Linked DNA regions of Mus musculus: all the other regions are linked to region 5. Evidence: chromatin loops called from intact Hi-C (ENCODE). Cell type or tissue: left cerebral cortex. All regions are shown on one strand.

Region 1 (5,000 bases), 250 kb before region 5:
TGAAGGTTCTTATGGCCTCCAGAGTTCAAACACAATTTTTGTCATTTTAATTAGAAGTTTATTCTTTTACCAGGCATCAGAGCATCTGGTGTCGAGGCACAGTGAGATCAAGAACCACTGCTTTTCAAGGTTGCTCAGGACCTTTCCCCGTCTATTTACCCTGGCGGAGGCTTAGCCTGGGAAGCCGACGCTTCTGCAGTGGAGGGTTTCCGTGTTAGACCCGGATGCTCACATGCGGAGCTGCTCGCTAGCCCCTCAGCAACCAGTCTCCAATTACTGTCCTGTTGCAGAGTTCTGTGCTCAACTCCTGTCTCTAACCAACTTCGTCAACTTTCCCCTTCTCCTGTAGGAAATGAAGATGTATCCCCTCCCCCAACCCCGACATTCTGATTTGTCTAGTGTTCCAGAGCTAGTGATGAAGTGGGGCTGGGAGACGGGCAGGACCATGGTCTAGTTCCATAGTTCTGCATGCGGAATCTCAAGACTCTGGTCATGGTAATGAAAGCCATCAGTCTGGCTGCAACAGAGCCAGCATCTGGGATGGCCACTAAAGCTCTTCAGCTCTTCACTTGAGGGATTTCTGGTTCCTCAGAGTAGAAGCCACTGCTAAGGTCAAGGGAGAAACATGAGGCGAAACGTAGTTTCTCATACTTGCTTTTCTTCTTTCCCACATATATAAATCTGCGTGGTGGAAAATGTACAACCTTTAATTACGTTGCACAGAACAGAAACTAGTTCAGAAATGGATCTTAATGTGGAAGCAATCACGGCTTAGATGTCAGCGGGTCAGAGTAGTGGGGATGAGATGGTTATCTCACAAGAAAAGGGAAACCCAGCTCAGCATAAGCGACTCATGGCAACTTGGAATATGATTATGCACAGGGTCATGATTCCTCCATTGTTCAACAGCTCAAGTTGTGGTGCCCCACTGCATTTAAAGTTCCAGGAAAGAGTTCAAGGTGGGAGTTGTGCCTTTAGAGTGATCAGGCCGCTTGCCAGGACAAGCAGAAGCAAAGGCTATGGGGTGGGTACTTTTGGGTTTGTGGTAGCAGACCACCACAGGACTTTAGAAGGTGAAAGCTGGATGATTCTGGTTGCTTGCAACCATTTAAGAAAAGGATTAGGAGAGAGGACACGGACCCTGGGACCAGATGGTGGATCGAGGCATCCCCAGCACTAAAAGGTCTTAGGCTCCAAACTGCAGAATCTTTTTTTTTTTTAATCAGATATTTTCTTTATTTCCATTTCAAATTTTATCCCCTTTCCTCATTTCCCCTCCAAGCCCCCATCCCATCCCCCACCTCCCCTTGCTCCCTAACCCACCCACTCCTGCTTCCCTGTCCTGGCATTCCCCTACACTGGGGCATCGAGCCTTCACAAGACCCAGGGCTTCTCCTCTCATTGATGTCCCACAAGGCCATCCTCTGCTACATATGCTGCTGGAGCCTTAAGTCCCTCCATGTGCAGAATCTTTAAGGTGCTGGGAAGGCTGTGGTTTGGGAACACGGGGATGGGGGGGGAGGTGTTTGGAGTGATCCCAACCAAGGGTTAAACTCCCCGAGAGCTGGCAGGCTTTCATCCTTGAGTTTTGAATATTACTGTATTGATTTCAAACGCTGTTGGGCAGTATAAGGGAAAAGGTCAGAGAACATGATCATAATGGCGAGAGAACCACAAGAACTACAGGTAAACGTGGCGAGGCGGAGTGACCGGGGTGACAGCAAAGACAGAAATCGCCGGAGACGCTCCGAGAGGGAAGACTGTCTGCATGTCTGAACGCGTGTGGAGAGTGTCAGGAGTGTTCAGAGTGAGGAACTGCTTTTTCTTGTTCTCCTTTAGCAGAGATAGCTGTTTGGAAGTTCACCAGCTATGGATGGACACATTCCACGGCTGGTGTTCACGCTTTTCCCATGCACATAAACATAGCGGCCACCAGAGGGCGACGTTGCGCGCGACCAAGCAGCGATTACAGCTGGGATTACTTCTGCCTACATTGCCCAAATTCCTCTCACAAAGTCCCCTTCAGGCTTCTGATCTGACAGTTTCCCCTAGCACCAGGCATGGGTCTCTTTGGGCAGTGACACCAGCAGGAACATTCTGGCTGCTTTGTAAATGTAAAAGCAAAATGCCGAGCTCACAGAGAGGATGGTGGCCTGCAGACTCACCCTATGGTGTTTCCCAGGAGCAACAGGCAGAGCTCCCTGGAGGCCTCCCCCCCCCCCCCAAGTTGGGGGTTGTCTGGACTCGATTCCTCATGGAGTGTGTGCTCTCTTTCTCTCATTAAAGAGAATTTTAGTTCCATGATTCAGAGGGAAACGGTCAGTTTGGGAACCCATCACTAGATTTTCTTTTAAATTCCCTCTAAATAACTGAATTAAGACGTCAGAGTGTGTGCTCGGGTTTATGATCCCAGCTGAGCAGCATGGGGGTCGCAGGGCCTTTGCTTTGGGAGGAATCTCCACTTGGGGTTAACCTTCACCCTGTTAGATCTTTACTTGGGTGTTTCTGAGTTGCTGTCAGGAGACCTGGAGGAATGCCTGCAATTAGGACAAACCTTTCCAGGACTTACTAATGTTGGTCTTTGAAGTCTTTTGGATATTTTGGGCAGCTAACATGGAAACAGGAATAATCAACCTTTAGAGTTCTCTAGTTGAGGATTCTAGAACAAAGTAAGAGAAGACAGAGGTGTGACTCTAAAGAACTGTTTCTGTAATTTAGTTCACAAAATTCAAGGGAGAATGTGATCAACAAATAGGAAAAGGGAATTCAGATAAAAAATTTCATTCATTCATTCATTCATTCATTCATTCATTCATTCATTCATTTTGCATCTGTGCAAACAGGCACCATGGTGCATTTGTAGAAGCCAAGGAACAATTTGTGGGAGTCAGTTTCTCTCTTTTTACCATGTGGGTCCTAGGGAATGAAATGCAGGTCACTAGGCTTGGCTTTAAGTCACCTCCTGAGCCATCTCATAAGCCCCTATATTTTTTAAGATGGTGAACGTGGTCCCCATGTTGGCCAGGCTGGCCTTAAAGGATCTTACCACTCAGGTGCTGGGTCTACAGTCATGCCCCACTCCTTCCAACTAAGAAATGCAGATATTCATTAGAAGACAAAGGCACACAGTATGGTAGGGTTTAATTTTTTTGGGCCAGACAGACTTGTTGGCATAGCGATTTTCGCAAACCATCTGCGAGGCTATCTGAAGAGAATCTAAAATAAATGAACGAATTAATCTGATTTATTTTGAGGAAGGAACCATCTTCAGTGTTTCAGACTGCTTGTTGATGTAAGTGGAGTCTGGCCTATTTACTTTGGCCACAGTTTAACTCGCGTTATCTGCTGGAAGGAGTTTGCCTTGACAGTTGGCTAAAAACACAGTGCTCAAAGAGATGATTGCTCTGAACCATCAGCAAATGGGGGTGGGGTGGGGGTGGGGTGAGGGTGGGGGTAGGGCAGAGCATGGTTTCATGGAGTGCCTTCAGCAAAGGAGGGCTAGGACCTGCTTTTATGATGCACCCTCCAACGTTAATACAACTCTAGACTTAAAGTGACAGTTACTCTAGTACAGTTATTAAGGACTCCTTTTTTTTTTTTCCACTTTAGGAAATGTTCTGGTTTGGATGGCAAGCAAAGTGGCCATTGGACTTGTCTCCATAGTCCCTGAATCTGCTGACAGATGAACACAGATGGGGCCTTCTGTGACCAAGCTCAGGACTTTCCTGTTGGCCTCCCTGGAGGGTTCACACACCCACAGCTCCAGAGCAAAGGCAAATGGGGAGGGCAGAAGACAGGTAGGTCTCTTACCCAAATTGCTTCTAGATACATACCACATTGGACCTCTGGGATGTTCACAGAGCTTCCCCTCCCCTATGCTAATGATTGCTCCCTAGTCTATGGCACTACTGATGACAGCAAAACCTTCAGGGGGTGTGATCTAACGGAAGGAAGTTAGGTCATTGGAGGTAGGTCTCTGGAAGATATATTGGGATGCCAGCTCCTTGGTTTCCCAGGCTGCCTTGGCTCGTCATGTGGGATCATAAGTGCCTCACCAACACACGCTCCAAAAACATGAGCTAACTGATAAAATCAACCATTATCTCTGAAACATGGACCAAACTAAGCCTTTCCCACTTTAAGTTGATAACTTCAAGTGTTTTATGAATGGGAATCTAACACAGTATGAGAAATTCTTTTAGAGATTTATTTGTTTTATGGATAGGTGAGTACACTGTAGCTGTCTTCAGACACACCAGAAGAATGCATTGGATCCCATGACAGATGGTTGTGAGCCACCATGTGGTTGCTGGGAATTGAACTCAGGACCTCTGGAAGAGCAGTCAGTGCTCTTAACTGCTGAGCCATCATCTCTCCAGCCCCAAAGTATGAGAACTTAACAGAAATCCTGGTTCTGAGTTAGGAAGTATGGTCATAAGCCCAAGAAAGCCTGTACAGTGGAGATGCGGGAATAATGCTGATTAATGGCCCGCTGAGTGACATTTGATATGGGTGCATAGAGAAATTTAGCAGACTCAGATAATGGCTCTGGGACTCCAAGGCCAAGGCTACAGAAGCAAGAAGGACAGGAAAGGAGGCCCTCACTGAACCCCAGTCTCACCTCAGTTCTGTGGTGTTGGTTACCTATACTCAACAGGATGTTAACTGTAAAGTCCCAGAAATTCACAACTTATAAGTGCATTTATTTTTATGTTTTTTTTAATTTATTATAAGCAAGTACACTGTAGCTGTCCTCAGATACTCCAGAAGAGGGCATCAGATTTCGTTACGGATGGTTGTGAGCCACCATGTGGTTGCCGGGATTTGAACTCAGGACCTTTGGAAGAGCCATCTCGCCAGCCCCTATTTTTATGTTTTTATAATGTGTGTTTTAGTACTAGGAATCCAATCAGGTCCTTGTGCATAGCAGGAAGAATCTTACCAGTCAGCTATATCCCTAGTCCTTGGCTTTTTAAAATTTTTTTAGAGAGGGCTTTTCT
Region 2 (5,000 bases), 200 kb before region 5:
ACTGTGGGAGGCAGGAAGGGAAACCAGAGAACTGGAGAAAGGATATATTTTCGTGTTGACACATGCTACGTTTGTAGCTCCATGTGCTTTACAGAATCTTAAGATGGAAGTTTGGTTCAGAACCATTGCACTTGCAGACAATCTAGGCATGTCTGGTCTACAGCTGCATGCGTCTGAAGGGAGGGATGAATAGTGCAAAACACGGAAAATCATAAACTCACTCGAAACACTACACACCACGCATACACGCACACACATGCACACACGCACACACGAGTTGTACAGGTCCATGCACATAAAGTTGATCATAGGTCTTGCATGTAAATTTTGTACATGCATGTAAACACATGGTGTTGCTATGTGGTTGGACACGTCCAACAGAGATAGTACAAGCTACCAAAAAACATCTGACATTGATAATTTTGTGCCGGAGTAAGTAGACTCATGTTACTTTCCAATATTTCAAACTTTGGTCCTAGTGAATTGGGGTCTCTGTGTATAGCAGGGGTGATGTTAAGGATCTGCTGTCAGGAGTGGATTCGCGGACCTGGTTAGCACATTGTGCTGACCCTGAATCAGTTTCCTCTTCAGAGTTGGTCAATGCTGCAGTAGATAGAAGTCAAGGAAGGCAGGAGGAGAGAGGACAGGGCTGGCATTCCCTGATTATTCTTCTCCATGTCTTTGGTAAGGCAAGTGACTCTTAATGACCAGACTGGTTCCCTGAACACTGTCCCTTTCTTGCCTACATGGCACTGGCTGTTAAGACACAAGAAAACCAGAGGTAGCCACAGGAAAAGGCATTTGAAAGGCAACACTGAATGTAGGTGAAGGCACACACACCCACTGTATTTTCCCTCAGCTTTAGCTGTACAGACTTGGTGGTTTTGAAACTCAGAGGAGTAAGCTCTCATTCATCCCAGCAACAACAAAACAGTTTCTAGGAAATGCAGAGTTGTCTACTTCACAGATTTTGAACACGAGCTGTAACTGCCCATAGTACAAGGCAGGGACACACTTTCAAAGCTTTGTGAGCAAAACAGAAATGTGATCTGTGAATACACTATCACTTGAATAGAAACAGTATTTAAATGTCCACATGCATTCCGACTCAATCAATTAAGTACAAAGAGAATAATAACTAGTCTTGCTGGCTTTCCCAGTTATGCCCTTTGGGGTTGAAAAGATGAGTTCTATTCACCTGTATTAATTTCATGTTGAGGTAAATTATACTAATTTCTTGTGCTTTGGGCCATAGAGAATGAAAAAGAGAATTGTCTTAGGGTTTTTATTGCTGTGACAAAACACCATGACCAAGAGCAGGCTGGGAAGGAAAGGGTTGATTTTGCTCCCACCTTCACATCATAGTTCATCATTGAAGGAAGTCAAGACAGGAAGTCAAACAGGATGGAAACCTGGGGTAGGAGCTGATGCAGAGGCCATGGATGGGTGCTGCTTACTGCCTTGCTCACTATGGCTTACACAGTCCTCCTCCTCCTCCTCCTCCTCCTCCTCCTCCTCCTCCTCCTCCTCCTCCTCCTCCTCCTTCTTCTTCTTCTTCTTCTTCTTTTTTATAGCAATCAGGACCACCAGCCCATGGGTAGCATCATCCACCAATGAGGTGGACCATCCTACATCAATAATTAATTAAGAAAATGGTTGCCTGAAGCCCAGTCTTCCAGAGGCATTTTCCCAGTTGAGAGTCCCTCTTGCCAAAATGACTCTAGCTTGTGTCAAGCTGACCTAAAACTAGCCAGGACAATAACATTCACCTGTTGAATATGGATTAACCTCTCCGCAAGGCATCACTGAAGAGCCTTTTACTAACACATGAAAAGGGACAAAGCTTTCTGGTTAAAATGTTCTTTGCTGTGGTAGCAGCAGAATTAAAGACTGTACACTACTGAAGCAGAAAATTCCAAGATCACAATGAGTAAAGCCCACGAAACGCAAGTGCTGTGGAGCCCCGAGGGGAGAGAATTAATGCACAAAGCTCCTCTTTCAGGGGGCCAGGCTAGACTATTAAGACTCACTCTGTCCTTCCCTCTTCTGACCCCGGGAGCCCTCCTCTTCTGCTGTCTTCATGAACCGGCCTTTGTCTCCCCTCTAATGAAAGAGGCGCTTATGTTCTGTCCTGCTCTCTCTGGTGCCCAATAGAAGCCCAGTGGTGGGAAAAAATAACTGTAGGTCTAGAGGAAGACTGGAGTGTTTCCAAGGTGACGCACTCTGGTTTCCAGGACATCGCTGGAGTGTCAGTTCCAGAAAGCGCCTGAAGGGGGTGGTGCATACTGAAGAATTAGCAGTGGTTGGTGCAGCCACAGAGGAACCTTCAGGGAAAAATGCAGGGTAATTTTCTCACTCAGTTTAAAAAAAAATGTTTGTTTCATGGGTGATTTCATGAAAGAGTCAGAGGACATTAGGAACTTGAGTTTCTGTGATTATCTTTTCTAAGGCTTCCATTCGTCACATGAGGATTAAGCCTTACAGATAAGGAGTTAAACCACAAAGCTTTGGGTTTAAGTAGCTCCTGAGCAGAGTTGATGCCCAGGCTGAGATAGGGTGACCACCTGCTGTGCCGCAGAAGACTTCTAACTAGCAATGGCCAGCTTTGCTGAAAAGATAAGCATCCAATGGTAAAACAGCCCCAGACTCTCTCCCACTCCCGAAATAACATTTCTATGGTTCAGGACAAAAAATGGCCAACAGCCTTCAGAGGAAGACACAAAATTGAAAGTAGATAGAAGTATGAACGCAGTGCTGTGTTTTATTGTTTTACCATGGGGTCTGATGTAAAAGCAGCAAAGGTTTTCTTATTGCTCTCTGTCTCTGTCTCTGTCTCTGTCTCTGTCTCTGTCTCTCTCTGTGTGTCTCTGACTCCCTTCTTCCTCCCTCTCCTCCTCCTCCTCTTCCTTCTCCTCCTCCCCCTTCTCCCCCCCCCCAACCATCTCTATGTTAGGAATTCTGGCTATGTAGTCATGGTTGGCCTGGCAGTCACCCTCCCTTGTTCTCTCTCAGAATCATGTCCTATTCTTCAGTTGCTATCGTTATTCTCTCTCTCTTCTCTCTCTTACTTTCTCTCTCTCTTTTTCTCTCTCTACACACAAACACAATTTATATATTTATTTCCCTGGCATCTCTTCATTGGCCTATGTACAATTCATTTTTATAGTTTCTAAATATTTGTGGACTTTCCTATTTCTATTATTTAATTAAAGGGCAATTCTGTTGATCAGGACATATATACTGTATGTCTTAAATTATATATATTTATCATATATACATATAGTTATATGTACACACAAAGAGTGTTTAAATATATAAATATGTCCTGCTCAGTCTGTATACTGCTATTTGTGTATACGTGGTTTCAGGGCTGGTCACTAGTATTGATCACTTATTGGGGGTTCATCCCTGAAGAAGACATCTTCCTGGTCTCAGTATTTCTTAGGTTCCCCATGACATCCAGCATTTCAGTTGGTGCTGTACTTTTTCAGGTCTGGTTTAGGCCACCATGTTGTTTGGGTTCCATGAATGTAGCTTCCCTGTGGTTCCTTGGAGACACAATGTCACTGCAGTTTTCCTGATCCTTTGGCTCTTGCAATCTTCCAATCCCTTCTCCCACAGTGTTCCCTGAGTCTTAGGTGCAGGCACTGTGTTGTGGGCATCTGTCCTCATGCCCACAGATGAGTGTAGCTCCCAACCCTCATAGAAGTAACTTCTCTTTACCTCAGAAGGAAACCCTTAAGGGAACCACCAGCAGTCAACCGCAAGAGCAAGTGTAGATACCCAGCCCTTGCTGCCAAATCTCCTCAGTGGGCGCACTGACATGCAGCCCGAACTCTCCTCTTAGAACGGCCTATCTGTATTCAGAAAGTTCTGGCAAGTCTGGCTTTCATTTAATTCTAGCAGTTATAACATTTCCTTCCCGACTTCTTCAAATCTACGTTTGTCATTCAACAGAGATTGCCCCGTCTCCAAGAATTTGTGGAGTGTCTGCTATTTTCCTTGCTATTGACCTCTGGTTTTGTTCCTTTGTCTTTGTTTTAAATTATCTTTTCTTTCACTGTCGACTTTAGATGTTAGCTTTGTTGGATGTAGCAGTCTTGGCAATTATTTGCTTTGAGGGCTTGAAATACATTGTTCCATGCTCTCCTGCTTTTAGGGTTGCTGGTGAGAGACCCCATTATTCCAACATGAGTTGGTATTTTTATTTTCCTCATAGTGTTTTTTTTTTAAGTTTTTTGTTTTATTTATGTGTGTGCTTATGTGGTGTGTCTCTCTGTGTGTACGGACACGTGTATGTGGGACCACCAAAGACCAGCAGAGGTTTCTGTACAGCTATAGTTACAGACATTGAAAGGTCATGGAAGGACTTTTCATGCCTGCCACTAAGTAAAGAGAGTGGAGAAGGTTAAATAGCAAATAAGATATTCGACTATTTTATTCTAGAGGGAGAAAGACTAGGCAGGGAGTCTGGGTAAATGATCGTGAAGGACTTGGGGAAGAGACACCCAAGAAGGGAGAAAACAGATTTCCAGGGCAGCGAAACTACTTTTTTTTTAATGACTTGACAATTGTTGGATATGACATTATTTGTTTGCAAAGCCTTTTGAATGCACAAGATGGAGTGTGAGCTGAAAGATGAGCCGTATCAATGAGGTCTGTGAGCAGGCCACGGATTCTAACAGTACGCCGTGCCTCTGGGAGGGGGTGGGGTGGAGAGGACAGCTGTGGGTGGGGACAAGAGAGATATGGGAATCTTTTGTATTTTTTCTTCAACTTTGTCCTGAACCCATAGGTACATTAAGTCTACTTTTAAAAGCTGAAAAATTAAGTCTACTTTTAAAAGCTAGAGAGAGTCTGTAAATTGGGTCCATTGTGCTGTGAACCTGGATAGAGGCAGTGACGGTCATCCTCACTGTGAGAGAATCGCCATCAGAGGTTGTACTGGATGTGTGAGTATGTGAGTCTTTGTCCATTATAGCAACCAGGCAAACCTCTCT
Region 3 (5,000 bases), 93 kb before region 5:
ACGGGAAAGGTAAGGTAATGCCTTTTTTACTTGGATCAATGAAAAGAAGGGGGAGGGGGAGGTTCCTTACCTCATAGCTATTCTTCTGTGGCTATTGTGAAATGGTCCAATTAAAAAAATCTGATTTCATAAATCAGAGATCAAAGACCTCAAAAGCATGCATGTGTTATGCAGGCGTGTGGGAGGCCAGGTGCCTAAGCGGAGGTGAGGTGGATCCACACCCCCGTGTACAGAATAAGCCTTACTATGCTTCAAAGGTAGTTTTTCCATTTCATCAGCATGGGTTCAGCTTTCCAGTTCATGGAGAACAATGATTATAAACTCTGAAGGGACTGGAACAGTGGTCTAAGATATATGAAGTAAACATTGCGTATCTAGAAAACTCAGTATAGAAGCCTCCTTGGCTCAGACATCAAGTATGGCACAGCATTAGACTTGAAGGAACAAAGAGGAGCATCTTTAAAGGCGAGCCCTGTATTTTCTTACATTTGTAGGATCAGAGCTTCAAAAAAAAGTTCTTCTCTGTTTATGAAGGTGATTCCCCAGAGAATCCAAATTCTAGAAATAAGAAATTGGTCCAAAGAAGCATGAGGAATATATGATGCCCTCCTGGGCACCGTTCTCCCTGTTACCTCTTTTGATTGTGTTAACATTAATCAAATAACTCCCATGTCATGCTCTTTCAGTTACAGAGAGAGGGCTCAAGTGTTGAAGAATCCGCTAACTTGGAAATCATTCCAACTGGGAATTGTTCACGGACAGAAACCAAAGCTCATTCCCACTGTCCTTCTAGCCTAAGAACATAGATGAACGTGTGTGTGTGTGTGTGTGTGTGTGTGTGAGAGAGAGAGAGAGAGTATGTGAGTGAGTGTGTTAGTGAGTGTGTGTGAGTGTATGAGTGTGTGTGTGTGAGAAAGAGTATGTGAGTGGGTGTGTGTGAGTATATGAGTGTGTGTGTGAGAGAGAGAAAGAGTATGTGAGTGTGTGTGAGTGTATGAGTGTGTATATATATGTATGTATGTGCATGTGTATGAGTGGGTTTGTGCATGTGTGTGTATGTGTGTGTGTAGAAGAAAAATGCCCTCTGTGTCATGATGCCACTCATGTGACATGTTATGGTCTGCTGGTGGGGGTGAGGGTCTTGAGAACTAGGTCAGTGGGTCCTACAAGCAGAGCTAAAACTGCATCTGCTTTTGTCCCTTTAGACAAAAGTATGGGTTTAACTCTTCAGATGAATGAGTACTCTCTACAGCAATGTCATATAACTCAATGCAGATTATGAACATTAACTTAATTATGCCTGAAAAGGGAAGATTTTTCCCTCTCCACCAAACTTCCCTGGCAAATGACAGAAAATGTGTTAAGTGGTATTGTGATTTTAAAACATATGGAATTTGAGATTCCTGTGTCTTAGAGTCATAATACATGGCAACTCCACATGAGTCAATCCTGCCTGTGTTCTCTGGCCATGGACCCTAGCAACACACGCTCTTCCAAAGTGAGCAAAAATAAATGATACTGAGCTTAATTAATCGAAAGGTTGATTGCACTAAACTCTAAGTCACAATGATCCACTAAAAGACACTGAACTCCAAAATGGAGAAAAATAAAACCTAATTCCAAACCAAAATCAGTGTGTCAGTGCTACATAGACCACTTACACAAGCACACACACATACACACACACGCACACACACACACTCACTTACACTCATACACACATACATACACATTCACACATATGTACACACACATTCATACACACTAACACACATGCACACACACACATCTACACATACACTCTCACACAGGCATGCACACACATGCACAAACCCACTCACACTCATACACACTCACACATATGTGCACACACTCACACACACCTGGAACAAGAAACTGATATATTCTGCTAGTCACATGTCACCCTGTCAAGTCTTGTATGCTACAATCTCAAATGCACTAGAGTTTAAAGATGAGTCTTTGTCCAAAAGACCAGTAAGCCCTTAGTTGTCATCTTTAACTGTCATCAACTAAGCAGAGCTCCAGGGAGAGCAGAAAAGGAGAAACCAAGTGTATGGCTGCTGAGTGGTCCAGGGCTGGATTTTTACAAATGTTTACAGAAACCTCTGGCTGTGGCTCACCAGTTGCTTTTACTGCCCAGTAACAGTGATATCAGGACATCAAGCTGTTGACCAAGAATAATGAAGTTTCCTTTAAGAGGGCTTTTCTGTTATCTCATAATGTCCATCTCCCTCTGCTGACCCTTTCTGGACTCTTGATTTCTTAGAGTATTTTTGCCAGTTGTTCTTCACTCCCTATTAATAGGACAGAGACAACTCTGAGAAGCATGGAGAATCAGAGTAGAGGCAGAGAGTGGCAGAATTGCCAGGGTGCTGTAGGTGGGCAGGACCCCCATGTTCTAAGTTAGCACCTAACCAGAGTAACCTTGTCCTTGTGTCTCTGTGGAGAGGCATCTCTTCTAAGATCAGTGAAAAATAGGGAGGGAATTGTATAAGCCACAGATAAAATATACTCAAGTTCCTTAGCAATACAAATTAAAAATTAAAAAAAAATTATTAATGTGGTTGACAAGGTTTTTAGACAAGGCAGCCAGCAAATCAACTACTCACATCATAAGCAGAATTGCAGTGTTATAAAATTGATATAAAATAGTTAAATCTGAAGCAGTATAATTTAAGTTTTCAGATGAGAAAAAAAAGAAAGAAAAGAAAAGAAGAAAAGAAAAGAAAAAAACTCAGTCACAAAAAGAAAACTCCCACCAGGCAAAGATGGAAACAGTCTTGAGACAGATTTGAAAAATAAATGTACCTGCATTTTAAAATAAAATCCTAAGCTCACATTTGCTGGGAATGTTTCTTTAGGGATCTTTGCGGGCTATCATGCAAACAACAGAGGAGACAAAAACAGAAACTGCTCCAAAACAACAACAACAGCAACAACAGCAGCAACAACAACAACAACAACAGCAACAACAATCCCATCATCCAGAGAATTAAATTCTGAAAAGGAAGATAAAGCGCTGAAGATTCTTGGTCAGAAAAATGACCGATTACACTCCAATCAGCAGACATTTACATCCTCTAGTCCCTCATCAGACTCAACAAGACCACAGGAAGCAGGATTTCAAGAAGCCCCCAGGCAGAATGACTTCTAGGCACCTGATGTCCCCACCTGATTCACACCGTCTATACATCCATTAGTTTGTTAGCTCTTCCCGACACACTAAGCATTGCTTACAGAGAGGAAAGAAAATAACAGCACAACTGAAACTCTCCTTACGCTCTTGCCTTTGCAAAAACCACTTCCAAAGCAGCAGCTCTCATCCATCAGATACAAAGTAACAAAAGAGTTGTTTATACCCAAACCTGGTCAGTCCTTCCATTTCGGGAAACTTGCACGCAAACTGAAGAAACCCACTCAGCCTTAAAAAGGTCGATCATTTTGTTGCCTACAGCTTCATCTCTGAGAGCTCTGGCTTCCTCGATCCTGTCTGCGCTCTCTCGCTCGCTCCCTCTGTGTGTCTCTCTACTTCCACGGAGAGGGAGAGGTTTCCCTTCCCCTTTCCTGTTTCTGCCGCTGGATGAAGGATGAATGCTAAATACAAGATTCGAAGGGATTTTTTTTTCTTCTTCTTCTTAGGCAAACAGTTGGAAATCTAAAACCTTTCTCTTCCGAATGGCTTAATATGCCACTCACTCTGCATAGAACATTTATAGAAAGAGGCATAAACACAACCAAGAATTCTACTTAAAAAAAAAAAGAAAGAAAAGAAAAAGAAAACAAGCCTCCCCCAAGCCTATTCTGTTTACTTAACTATTAGCACTTACCCTGAGGTGTGCCATAAATGCTCTATTCCAAATGTACAAAAGCCAACCACATCTCAGCTGAGAATTAAACAGTTTTAATGTCTTCAAATCCATGCTCTTGCTCCAAGCCCTGATACAGGCAGTCACTGGCAGCTGTACAACAGTTCCCAACGGCAGACATCTGATTCTTGACATTTAAAAATAACAATATTGGGGGAATGGGGAGCCTTTTTTTTTAATTAACTAAAACAGCTTGTGAGTGAGCACATATTACCCATTGAGTATATTGATTACAGCGTACAGTGATTGCAAGCCAGTCATTGTCAGTCACAGGTTAGACACATATCGACCCCTCAGCTCTCAACACAGTCATGACAAGAAGCTGCCTTAACTTCAGTCTGTGTGAAACTCTCCAAAGACAGAAGATGCATTTTAATACTTAAATTCCATTTGGTGACTATGTATTAATTAATATTCTTCAGTAATTCACTGGTTACTCATCTAGTTTGGAATCAAATGGGGAATTTTGCTTTCCTTTCTGCTGGCAGGCTAATTCCATGTTGGCATTCTTTTCTTGGCATGGGCATGTTGCAGGTCGAATGCACACAAGTTTGTTTTAGAGGAAGACAGACAATAAAATAAACCATACGTTAACATCTACATCTGAAACATATTAGAGACCTGGAGAGACCTGGGGTCAGCTGTTGGCTGTCCTGTCTACTCTGCATTCTTTTGTGTCTCTGTCAGCTTTGTCTGTAAAGCAAAGGGAGACCCTGGGAAGAAGTAATAGTGGAAGGGAAAGAGGATGAGTACAATACGAATTTGTTAGGCAAATAGATAAAAATATCAACGACCAGTGAACATGAATATCAGAATGGAACTCCATTTTTGTTTGAGAAAAAGTGAAAATATTTGAAGCAAATGTAATCTTTTTTTAAAGTTGTTTTGAGTATTAAAGGAGATCTAGATGGTTTCTAACACATAAAGGGCATGCGATATAGGTCCTCTTTCTGTATGTGGAAAGGGTAGGGATTGACCCTGGTGAATGGAAAGAATTCAGACTTTAAAGGGAAAATAGCAGTCGATTTGCCATCTTGCTACGTGCCCTTGGTCGAGTTATTCGATATAGTTCCCTAAATTTTTTTTCCTTGTGAAATGCTTTTTAAAATTTCA
Region 4 (5,000 bases), 870 kb after region 5:
TAAACAAGAGGGAAGACTGAGGGAGGAACCTTGAATCTCATTTTGAAGGCAGAATAAAATAGTCATAAGAGGCAGATGGAGGGAGGGAACTGGGAGGGAGGGCAGATGGGGAATTCGGGATCAGGTGTGGGGAAGGTCAGGAGTGACAGCTCAATGGCCATGAAAAATGAGTGGATATCTGCAACTGATGGAAGGGGGAGGTCAGCTCTAAGATGAGACAGAGACCTGGGGTAGAAGAGGTACCCCAGAATAAATGGGGATAACCTTAGCTGTGACTCACCACACTGGGGATATGCAACCTGAAGAGGCCACCTCCTGTAGCCAGGCAGGAACCCTAGTGGAGTGATAGAGACACCAACCTACCCACAAAACTTTCAACCCCAAAACCATCCTGTCTACAAGAAATGCAGGCATGGGGGATGGAGCAGAGACTGTGGGAATGGCCAAGCAATAACCGACCCATCCCATGCGCAAGCACCAATCCCTGACACTATTAATGATGCTCTGTTTTGCTTGCAGACAGGAGTCTAGCATGGTTGTCCTCTGAGAGGCTCCACCTAGCACCTGACTCAGACAGATGCAGACACCCACAGCCAAACAGTGGATGGGGCTTGGGGACTCTTATGGAACAACAAGAGGAAGGATTGTAGGCCCCAAAGGGGATAGGAATTTTTTTAAAAAATTATTTTTTTTACTTCTATGAGTACACTGTAGCTGTCTTCAGACACACCAGAAGAGGGCATCAGATCCCATTACAGATGGTTGTGAGCCACCATGTGGTTACTGGGAATTGAACTCAGGACCTCTGGAAGAGCAGTCAGTGCTTGAACCATTGAACCATCTCTTCAGCCCAAAAGGATTATTTTTTTTATTGTTTCATTTATTTACATTGCAAATGTTACACCCCGTCCAAGAGTTTTTCATACTATCCCCCTCCCCTTTGCCTCTGAGAGGGTGCTCACCCACCCCACCCCCTCACCCACCCACCCTTAGTTAACCACCCTCCATCCCCCTTCCCTGGGTCAGCAAGTCTTTACTGGATTAGACTCCCACTGAGCCCAGACAAGGCAGTCCTCTCTACATTATGTGCCAAGGGCCATGTTCCAACCCATGTATATTCTTTGGTTGGTGCCTTAGGGTCTGGAAGCTCTTAGGGGGTCCAGGTTAGTTGTTCTTCCTATGGGGTTGCCATCCCCTTCAGTTCCTTCAATCCTTCCACTAACTCTTCCATTAGAGGTCCTCAACTTCAGTCCAATGGTTGGCTATAAAGTATCTGCATCTGTCTCCGTCAGCTGCTGGTTGAGTTTCTCAAAAGCCATGCTTGGCTCCTGTCTGCAAGCAAAACATGGCATCAGGAATAGTTTCAGGGTTTTGGTACCTGTGCATGGCATGGACAGGTCACTGATTGGTCTTTCTGTCAATCTCTGCTCCATTTTTGTGCCTGGATTTCTTTTAGTTGGGGACAATTCTGGGCCAAAAAGTTTGAAGGTAGGTTGGTGACCCCTTACCTCCACTGGGGGCTCTGTCTATCTACTGGAGATGGTCCCTTTAGGTTCCATTTTGGCTAAGGTCATGCCCCATTGAGTCCTCGTTTGCCAATCTTAAGTGTGCCCTTACACTTAAGGCTAAACAAACCCTCCAAGGTTTTACAACTTGGCTGGAGTGGGTCCTGGCCTCACCGCATTTGCAGTTCCCTACCAGAGCTTTGAGGAGTTGACCGCCTGCTCAGCTTGCTTTGCTACTCAATCCAGCTGAAACAAAGGATGGGTCTGTGGGTTTTGCCTACATGAACGCAGAGCTGAAATTTAAAGTTTGAGCCTTGATCAGAAATCTTTGTCTTGGCTTCATCCTTCTCTTGCCAGCCCGTCCTTTTTCATTTCCAGCCCCCCTTTCAAGTAGACCCAGTTCATCCATGGTTGCTGGACAGCTACACTTAGGGCTGGCCAGTTCCCTGAGCATATAAGGGAGACCTTGAAATGCAGCAACTGTTCCCATGGATCTTCCCAGATCACGTCTGCCATCTAGTGGATACATGTACTACCTACACCGAGGCTGAGCACAAATGTCCATCTAATAGCCAAAAGAATGTGTTCCCTTCCTTTAAAGGCGATGGGTCCTGTAAATGAGAACCTACACACATGGAGCAGCTGAAGTGGGGGATTATAAGCTGGATTTTTCCCCTCTCCTGTGAGTCAGTATCAGTAGTTTGTGCTTGCCTGCTTGTTTCTACTGTCCCATTAGATAAACAGACCAAATTGTAGATATTATCTAACTTGGCAGACTTCGAACTATTTTCAGTTTGGGGCATTCATAAGGTTGTTGAGAATATTATGTATAAACCTTTTGTGGACAAGTGTTTCCATTTCTCATCACTAAACAGACAGAAGTAAAACCCTTGAGAGGGGAGGGGGATTGAAACTTGCCTTGATCACATTTCCTAGCAAGGTCATTGTGACCTTGACAACCAAGGCCAATAAGCAGAATCTCTGTGTGTCTGAAGCGAGAAGGGGTGCATCTAATTGACACCATGATGCTTTGGAGAGCAATTGATCATGTGATGTTGTGGATTCTCACTTGGGAACTCAACAAAGATGCTTGCTTGCTGTTAGCTTCAGTTGGTGGTGTTGGGGTTTCTGACCAGCCTAGCTGGAAAAGTGTCTGGCGAGGCACTATACCACCCCTGGGTGCTTCTAAAGCCTTAGAGAAAGTTGTCACTGTGGACCTGTGAACTAAGGATGTGTTGTTTAGCAGACTTACATAGAGCTAAGGAGTTTAGCTTTCTTCTTGTAATAGAAAATAAAAGCACGTGTTCCAGCTCACTATCTACCCGTTGGGCGCGGCTCAGAGTATCCTGTTCTAAAACTGTCTTCTTATACATTGGCTGGCCATTGTGTTCTAGCTAGGCTCTGTAGAGGACTCTGCAAACAAGGGTCACTTAGTCTGCACTTGAACCTTTTGTTTAGTGATTCTTCTTTTTCTCAGACACTAGAACTAATGACTTACATGGTCCTTGAAGTGTCCATTGCTTGCAATTCCTCCTACCTCCTACACAAAGTCTGGTAAGAAAGACTTATTCTTGGGAGATAATAGGAAACTTCTCTCAAAGGATTCGAAACACCCAAATTTGAACTCACTGTGTGGAATATCAACCGAGAGTTTATATTGTGCAACAGATAAGAGTTTAACAAGAAGCCACTGTATAAATGGGAGCAGAGGACTACAGGTTGAAGAGAAATATTCTCAGTGGATGCACTTCTGCAAGTATAATATAAATTCAGTATAGATGGGTCAGACTATCAGAGACAGAGTTCAAATCTGAGATCTTCTCTGCCCTGAAATCTCTTCCTATTTCATTCCTCTTTGTCTGCCTCCTGCTTCTCTCTTCCTGCCCCAGAAAAGTGGGATGGGGTCAGAACCTACTGACCTAGAGCCTGTGCAAGAGTGGGATGGGATCAGGACCTACTGACCGAGAGCCTGTGTAAGAATGGGATGGGATCAGGACCTACTGACCGAGAGCCTGTATGGTGCATCCCTCTCTTGAGTTCTTTCCCTTCCCTCTCTCTTACTGGATACAGTCAGATGGCTCTGGGGGTCTAGAGGTCCCCTGCTGGGGGTGAGAGACTAAAGCAATGCTGGCTTCCATTTCAAGCCAAACCTTAAGAACCAACACTGTGAACAGCTTCCAGGAACTGGTAAGTGATGCAGAAGATGGGTCCCCAAGAACGCAAGATCTGAAACCCTCACGGTGGCTAAACGGGCAAGCAAAACCATGCCCCCAGTTCCAGAGGCCTGGTCAGCTGCTCTGTGTACCTGGGCTGGGAGTTGGGCACTGAGGACAAGGCCCTAACACCACTTACTCGTATCAGGTGCTGCTCCTCACCAACAGAGGACTAAAAGCTGTGACTTGTGTGGAGCACATGGGTCTCAGAGATGTTTATTTGATCTGCAGTGCAAACCTTGGGCCAGCCTTTTCTCTGGATGTCTTCTCTCAATACAAGGCCCTCCTAGGTCCTTGACAGATATCTATTGGTTTGGGACAAAATCTTTGACAGTAAAAACACACATTTTCTGAGCCATGTCTCTTTCCTCATCCATCAGCAACCTATGGACCAGGTTCCGAGCTCTGAGGTACCAGCCCCTCAATATCCTTTCCCTGATAGCACTGCCTGATCTACAGATGCCATGCAGGTGACAGGTCAGAGCTCAAATACTGGATTCCCTTGCAAACCTGAATTTTGCAGCATCCAAAAGAGCAAAATGGCTTCTCTTCTTCAATTACTAGAAGCAACCACAAGTTTTAATTTTTTAAGGTTTTTTTTTTTTTTTTGAGACAGGGTTTCACTTTGGTATCACTTTGTAGACGAGGCTGGCCTCGAACTCAGAAAACTGCCTGCCTCTACCTCCCAAGAGCTGGGATTAAAGGCATGCGCCACCACCAACCAAGTTTTCATTTTTTAAGACTTAAGTAAGCCTTATCCAACGCAGTTTGTGACTTGACACATAGGAGGGTTTGTGTCAGATATGATTATATGTTTGGCCATCTTTTAAACCAACAGGAAGAAAAGGAAAAGCCATCCCATGTCAGGCTTAGATGGTTAGATGAGATTTTCTGTGTGCAATTTCTCTGAGCTATATTAGCACAAGCTCACAAGATGCCAAAGAGGCTTAAAGGGCTGTTAAGCCGTGTCCAGGTGAGCAAGCTCATCAGGTCCCCATTAGCAGAGTTAGCATAGTGCTTCAGGGTCCAGACAAAGCCATCCATAGGGGTTTCAGCAAATAACTGAATCACAGGCATCTTAGCAACCAGAACTGAGACTGCAAAAAGCTCAGTAGAAGAGTTCTCAGCCTAAATAGGACATACATACAATACTTTCCTCCCAGGGCTCGGGGATCTTCAGGGAAGAGGAGGCAGGAAGGTTTTGAAGAGCCAGAGGTGGTGGGTGACTTCAACAAAACAGCATTTTTCAGGTAAAACAAGGCAGGTACCGATGTAAACCTCA
Region 5 (5,000 bases):
TTGTCACATGATGTTAAGAATTAAACTCCACATTTTTATGCAATAGCAGATGTCTCCCACGGAACCACACAAAAGCCATCAGACATGATGCAGGAAACATCAATGCCTAACATTTCTAAGGAAAGTCTTCCTTAAAGGGTCACTTCCTTTGGATTTGGGGAGGAAGTTATGAATCAAATAGACACACACATCAAAGCAGAGATCCCCCCCCCCCCCCGAGGTGATCTACAGCTTTCAGGGTCTGTGATTCTCCATGGCTACCACCACCACTTGGGTCTCTGTCCCCTTCTTTCTCTGGGTGGCTAAGATCAGGCTCTTGCTGAAGGGGAAGAGGCAGGTATGGGTGTCCCTGACTCTGTTCTTCCTCATCTTGGTGTTCTGTCAGTGGACTGTGGTTCCATCCAAGACAGCAGCTCCTGAGGACACCACAACTATGCTTCTTAAAGAACTAGTCATCTTCTTGGCTGTCCCTATAGGCCTGTGGCGGTGACAGCTTCTTACTGGACACAGTGCTGCGCATTCCAGCCTCTCCCATTACTTTCCTTCCAGCCTGTCCACTGCATATGAAAATAATCCCTGGTTTAAATTCATTGCAACCTTATTGTAAGTGAGATTCCTTCCCCACAATTCTGGCTGATATGGCGGAACCAAAGTTATCGAAATCCTGATAGAAACTACAATGAATTGAAATTTCGAGTCACACAAACATGCGTCCGAATCGCAAGCTGCTTATTATGCATAAAATGCCAAGAGATTAGGCCACTGAAATTCCAGGTACAAAAGACCTGAGCAAATGAATCAGAACCAAGCAGGATTAATGGTATTAATCACGTATTTTCATAATCACCCCCACCACCTGCTGCTAATGACACATTCCACACAGACTTCGAGAAATAAATCACGAGAACTGTGTGGAATGAGGAATCGGAATTTAAGTAGGTCAGAGAGGAGTTCAGAACCCAGCTCATGTAGTAATCAGAGAGTCTAGTTACACTCTCTCTCTCTCTCTCTCTCTCTCTCTCTCTCTCACACACACACACACACACACACACACACACACACACACACACTGTGTTGTTGCTTGTCTACTGGAAGAGTCACTGCATATTGAGGTTGCGGACGGAACTCAGCTAGATTTTGACTCGGGCATCAAATGCTGTTGTTATGGCCACATATGAATTCTCTATGGTCTGTGCCCAGCACTACATGTTCTAGCACAAAATCTCTGTGGACAGACTGGTGTGTTTTTAAAGTGAACTATAAACCAGGGAAGGGTGGCACGCCTTCACAGTTTCAGCACTTGGGATGGCTGAACCAAGGCAGGAGGATGGATGAGTTGGACGTCGTCTGGGCTACACTGTAAGATACTATCTTAAAACAAAACAGTAAAAACAAAGAAGATATGTTTCCCCTAACTGAACCATCAAACAACAACAACAAAAACTTGGCAAGATTTTAGAAAATTGTAAGTTTCTATAGCTTTGTTCTTTAGTTTTGGCATTTTAGTTTGTTCCTTTTTTTATAAGGCAGTGGGCTAACATCCAAGTTTACTATTTAACATATTTTTTTGAATTGGAATTAAAACTGAGTTGCGTTGAACTAAGAATGAACTAAGAGAGAAAGCTGAAGGCTGAGAATAGAAACTATTCTCAGGTAATATCAGAAGCGACAGAGTTGCCAAGATGCTGGGAAGACAGTGTGAAAAGGACAGAGCTTGCAAGAAGATGCAGCTTCAAGTTGCATGCTGTTTCCGCACACACTAGAAATTGCTACCCTTTAACAAATTTTATGATTACTATTTTTAACCATATCCACTTTTCCTCTTTTTTTGGGGGGGTGGGGAACAGCAAGAATAGTTAAAAGGTATTTCTTTCTAGAAAAGATTATGAGCTAGTTCAGAGTTTGCGCAAACTTCAGAAGTCAGCACGAGAAATGTTACCACATCCCATAGGCCACTTTGAAATCCCCAGAGAGCGCTTAGCTGACAGCACTGCCCCCTGGTGGTATTTTATGTTGTTGCGTTGTGAGTAAAGATTTAAACCCGTTTTCAACACAAAACAGTTAAAAAAAAAACAAAAAACAAACAAACAAACAAAAAAACCAACAACAACAACAAAAAAAAACCCGTACTCTTATTTGACGGCGACTATTATCTTCCTGTGGGATATTAGAGATATATAATATCTGTGGTATGGATAAGAAGAGCTTAAGTTCCTGGCCCCCAGACTGAATCTATCTCTCTTTTAGGAACCCATCTCTGGCCGGACAGGTGGCAGAGACCACGGTCTCATTGTGAGGGTCTAAGCACCTTCTAAATCCTTCTGAAAACAGAAACTAGGAAACACTTATCTAATAAAACAACCTTCATGAATTTATGGTATGTCTTACTCAGACTCAAGCGCAGAACGGGGTTTTTTGTGTTTTTTTTGTTTTTTTTTTTTAATCTTCTTTTGTCATTTGTCAATTTTCTGTGCTCTGAAGATGCCTGTGTCTACTCACACACCCCCGCACACACACCACCGTAAGAGTAGATCCTGAGACACCCGAGCGGGGGTAAGGATAACAATCAGCTCACAATTCCTTGCAGTGTGTTTGGCCTAAGCATGGCGAGCTTGGGATATGCATGTCGCCCTTAATTTGAAGTCCCTTGGCATTCTCCTCTTAGCCTTGCTGCGCCACCTGCTGGACAGATACGCACAGTGCTCTCATTTTACCGTTGATTCCTACAGATTGCTTTCAATTGAATTTTGTTTTATGATGATGTGAAGCTTCATGTGACTCTAAAGTAAAATTTACGAGATGAATCTGGTGACCATCTCTCTGTTATTTAGTCTGGCTCCTTCTTCCCGAAGGTACAGGTTTATTTTTAAATGCTGTGAGTCTTTTTTTTATTAACATATCAATATATTGCTATAAAACATTAATTTCTATCGGTGTGTCTCATTCTCCCTCGTTAGGTAAGTAAAGAATATTTTACAGATCCCTGTCTACCTAGAAAAGTGAGCATACACACACACACACACACACACACACACACACACACACACACACACACACATATATATATATATATATATATATATATATATATTTGTTAGTTTGTTTTGTTTTTTTGTTTTTTGTTTTTTGTTTTTTTTTGAGACAGGGTTTCTCTGTATAGCCCTGGCTGTCCTGGAACTCACTTTGTAGACCAGGCTGGCCTTGAACTCAGAAATCTGCCTGCCTGTGCCTCCCGAGTGCTGGGATTAAAGGCGTGCCCCACCACCGCCCGGCATGGGCAACACTTTTAAAGGCATCACTGTTACTGGCTTCTGTTCAGAGACAGGATGGCTGTCTTCACAGATCCACAGCTCCTGATCTGCGTCCTTTACTGGCCATTCACTATGTGAGAGATGCCACACTACAGACGGCTCTGAGATCTATGGCTGTCTTTTCTCTTCTTAGGACACATTTACAAACACAGAAATCTCCCTTTTATCTATGACTCATTCTCCTGATGGTTCAGCCACCCATAGTCACACGCAGGCCAAAAACATTAAATGGAAAATTTCCAAAATACATTTCCTAAGTTTAAAATTAGGTATTATTCTAAGTACTGTAATTAAGATCAATCCTTTGTGTTGCCTGAGTCCATCCAATCAGGGATATGAGTCATCTGGTTATAGGTTATTTATGCTGTACAGTCTACTTGCTTCGTGTCAGCAGAAAAAGGAGAGAGAGAGAGAGAGAGATGAATATGAATGTATTGTTTATATATTTCATTCTGGTTTATTATTACATTTTATCTCTTACCATGTTTAGGTTCACAGACTCAACTTTAACATTGGTATGAGTATAGGAAGAAAGAGCATCTAGACTTCAGTGGTACCCATGGAGCCAGCAGGGACCTTGGAATGTAACCCCATGGCTAATGGATCCTTCTCCATAGCCTTTTTCCCCCACATGCCTCCTGGTGCCTCTCTTCTTCTGTCACATCTATCTGGCCTTTCTCTTTGTCTGTTTGCCCCCTAAGCCATCTTCCTGCTCCATTTGGATTCTATTTCCCACATTTATTCCTTAACATGGGGGTTGGTTAGAGAAGATGTGTGCTGAGAGCCCCTTTTCAGTGTCTGCTGGGCTCAGGCTATCCCAGCTCACAGGGTTCTCTATGTCCACCCACATACTATAGCCAGAGAGATTTCAACTGCTCCTCCCAGACTGACCCTCCAAGCTTTGTGGCGACAGCTATGATGACTTTAATTTCTCTGTCTCTTGGCGGTAACAGGAAGCCCCCAGCCTTCCTTTTGTCTTTTGTAACACATTAGGAAAGCCACTCATGCCATAGTATAACTAATAGTTCATGCAATCTGCAAATATTAAAAAAACACACACACACACATTTGGTTCAAAGTGATGCAGTTTAGTACTTCTGTATCACTGAGTCAGCCATGGGGTTTTGTTTTTGCTGTTCTAGTTGCTGTGCTTCTGTGGAGTGGTTTGGAGAAGTAAAAATTCTTGTCGCGTTGGCACCGTTTTCTAGAGGAAGCAGCCAAAACCATAGTCTTTTTGTCATCAGTATCCGTGTGCCTGTCTCGCTCTAGCGTGCTTTCTGGGGCACTTCAGATGCCCTTCCAGTCATAGCAGGTGATAGCCTATTAAACCACGGAAAATATAACCTGAAAGTGGATTTTACACTCGTAACCTCCCAGACAGCTTGACCTCCGCTTCCTTAAAATACACAGCGTATTTACTTTAGCCTACGGTTGGACAAAAATCATGACACAGAAAATCCACTTAATAATAAAAATGCTTTTATGCCATATAATTTGGTGAATACTGACTATGGAAAGCAAAAGCCAGATCATAGCATAGACATGCATTTGCAATACTGCAAAGTTTAAAAAAATGATTAGTCAAACGGGAACCATTGATTTGTTGCTTAAACCATGTGGTCACACCCGGTCCACACATCTCAATACTTGGATGCGCCACTGTACTAACCTCCACAGTTTGGTCTACGT

Evidence for each region. Hi-C counts contacts between places; a loop is a spot of excess contacts. Peaks named below come from ENCODE experiments on the same cell type or tissue, not always from the same donor. Only the 100,000 strongest peaks of a DNase experiment are listed, where the experiment ranks them.
Region 1: it touches region 5 in a loop (4-fold over the local background); 10 of 42 quality-filtered maps call a loop at or near these places.
Region 2: a loop joins it to region 5, with 8 times the contacts of the local background. A loop is called at or near these places in 24 of 42 quality-filtered maps.
Region 3: it touches region 5 in a loop (9-fold over the local background); 7 of 42 quality-filtered maps call a loop at or near these places.
Region 4: a loop joins it to region 5, with 2.9 times the contacts of the local background. A loop is called at or near these places in 2 of 42 quality-filtered maps.

What each region holds. Positions count from the first base shown.
Region 1 is chr17:70,680,944-70,685,943 of GRCm38, reverse strand. The region is part of intron 5 of Dlgap1 (DLG associated protein 1); the gene reads right to left. Gm36746 (a long non-coding RNA gene) reads left to right here. Exons shown (of 5, transcript XR_003952404.1): 2 at 3,610-3,797. Among named protein-coding and RNA genes, the nearest start is that of Gm36746, 34 kb to the left of the region's middle. In left cerebral cortex, a CTCF peak has its summit at 1,930 (motif pointing right); DNase peaks (open chromatin) are centred at 1,937 and 3,159; H3K27ac peaks cover 1,316 bases.
Region 2 is chr17:70,630,922-70,635,921 of GRCm38, reverse strand. The region is part of intron 3 of Dlgap1 (DLG associated protein 1); the gene reads right to left. Among named protein-coding and RNA genes, the nearest start is that of Gm46581, 26 kb to the right of the region's middle. In left cerebral cortex, a CTCF peak has its summit at 2,258 (motif pointing right); DNase peaks (open chromatin) are centred at 781, 2,243 and 3,732; H3K27ac peaks cover 3,798 bases.
Region 3 is chr17:70,520,649-70,525,648 of GRCm38, reverse strand. All of the region lies in intron 2 of Dlgap1 (DLG associated protein 1), which reads right to left. Among named protein-coding and RNA genes, the nearest start is that of Gm46581, 84 kb to the left of the region's middle. In left cerebral cortex, no CTCF peak of the experiment used is centred here; DNase peaks (open chromatin) are centred at 2,007, 2,322, 3,483 and 4,021; H3K4me3 peaks cover 4,455 bases; H3K27ac peaks cover 4,534 bases.
Region 4 is chr17:69,560,361-69,565,360 of GRCm38, reverse strand. No RefSeq gene overlaps it. Among named protein-coding and RNA genes, the nearest start is that of A730049N16Rik, 87 kb to the right of the region's middle. In left cerebral cortex, CTCF peaks have their summits at 699 (motif pointing right) and 2,033 (motif pointing left); a DNase peak (open chromatin) is centred at 2,010.
Region 5 is chr17:70,427,569-70,432,568 of GRCm38, reverse strand. All of the region lies in intron 1 of Dlgap1 (DLG associated protein 1), which reads right to left. Among named protein-coding and RNA genes, the nearest start is that of Dlgap1, 5.3 kb to the right of the region's middle. In left cerebral cortex, CTCF peaks have their summits at 1,998 (motif pointing left) and 2,683 (motif pointing left); DNase peaks (open chromatin) are centred at 1,986, 2,662 and 4,472; H3K27ac peaks cover 1,072 bases.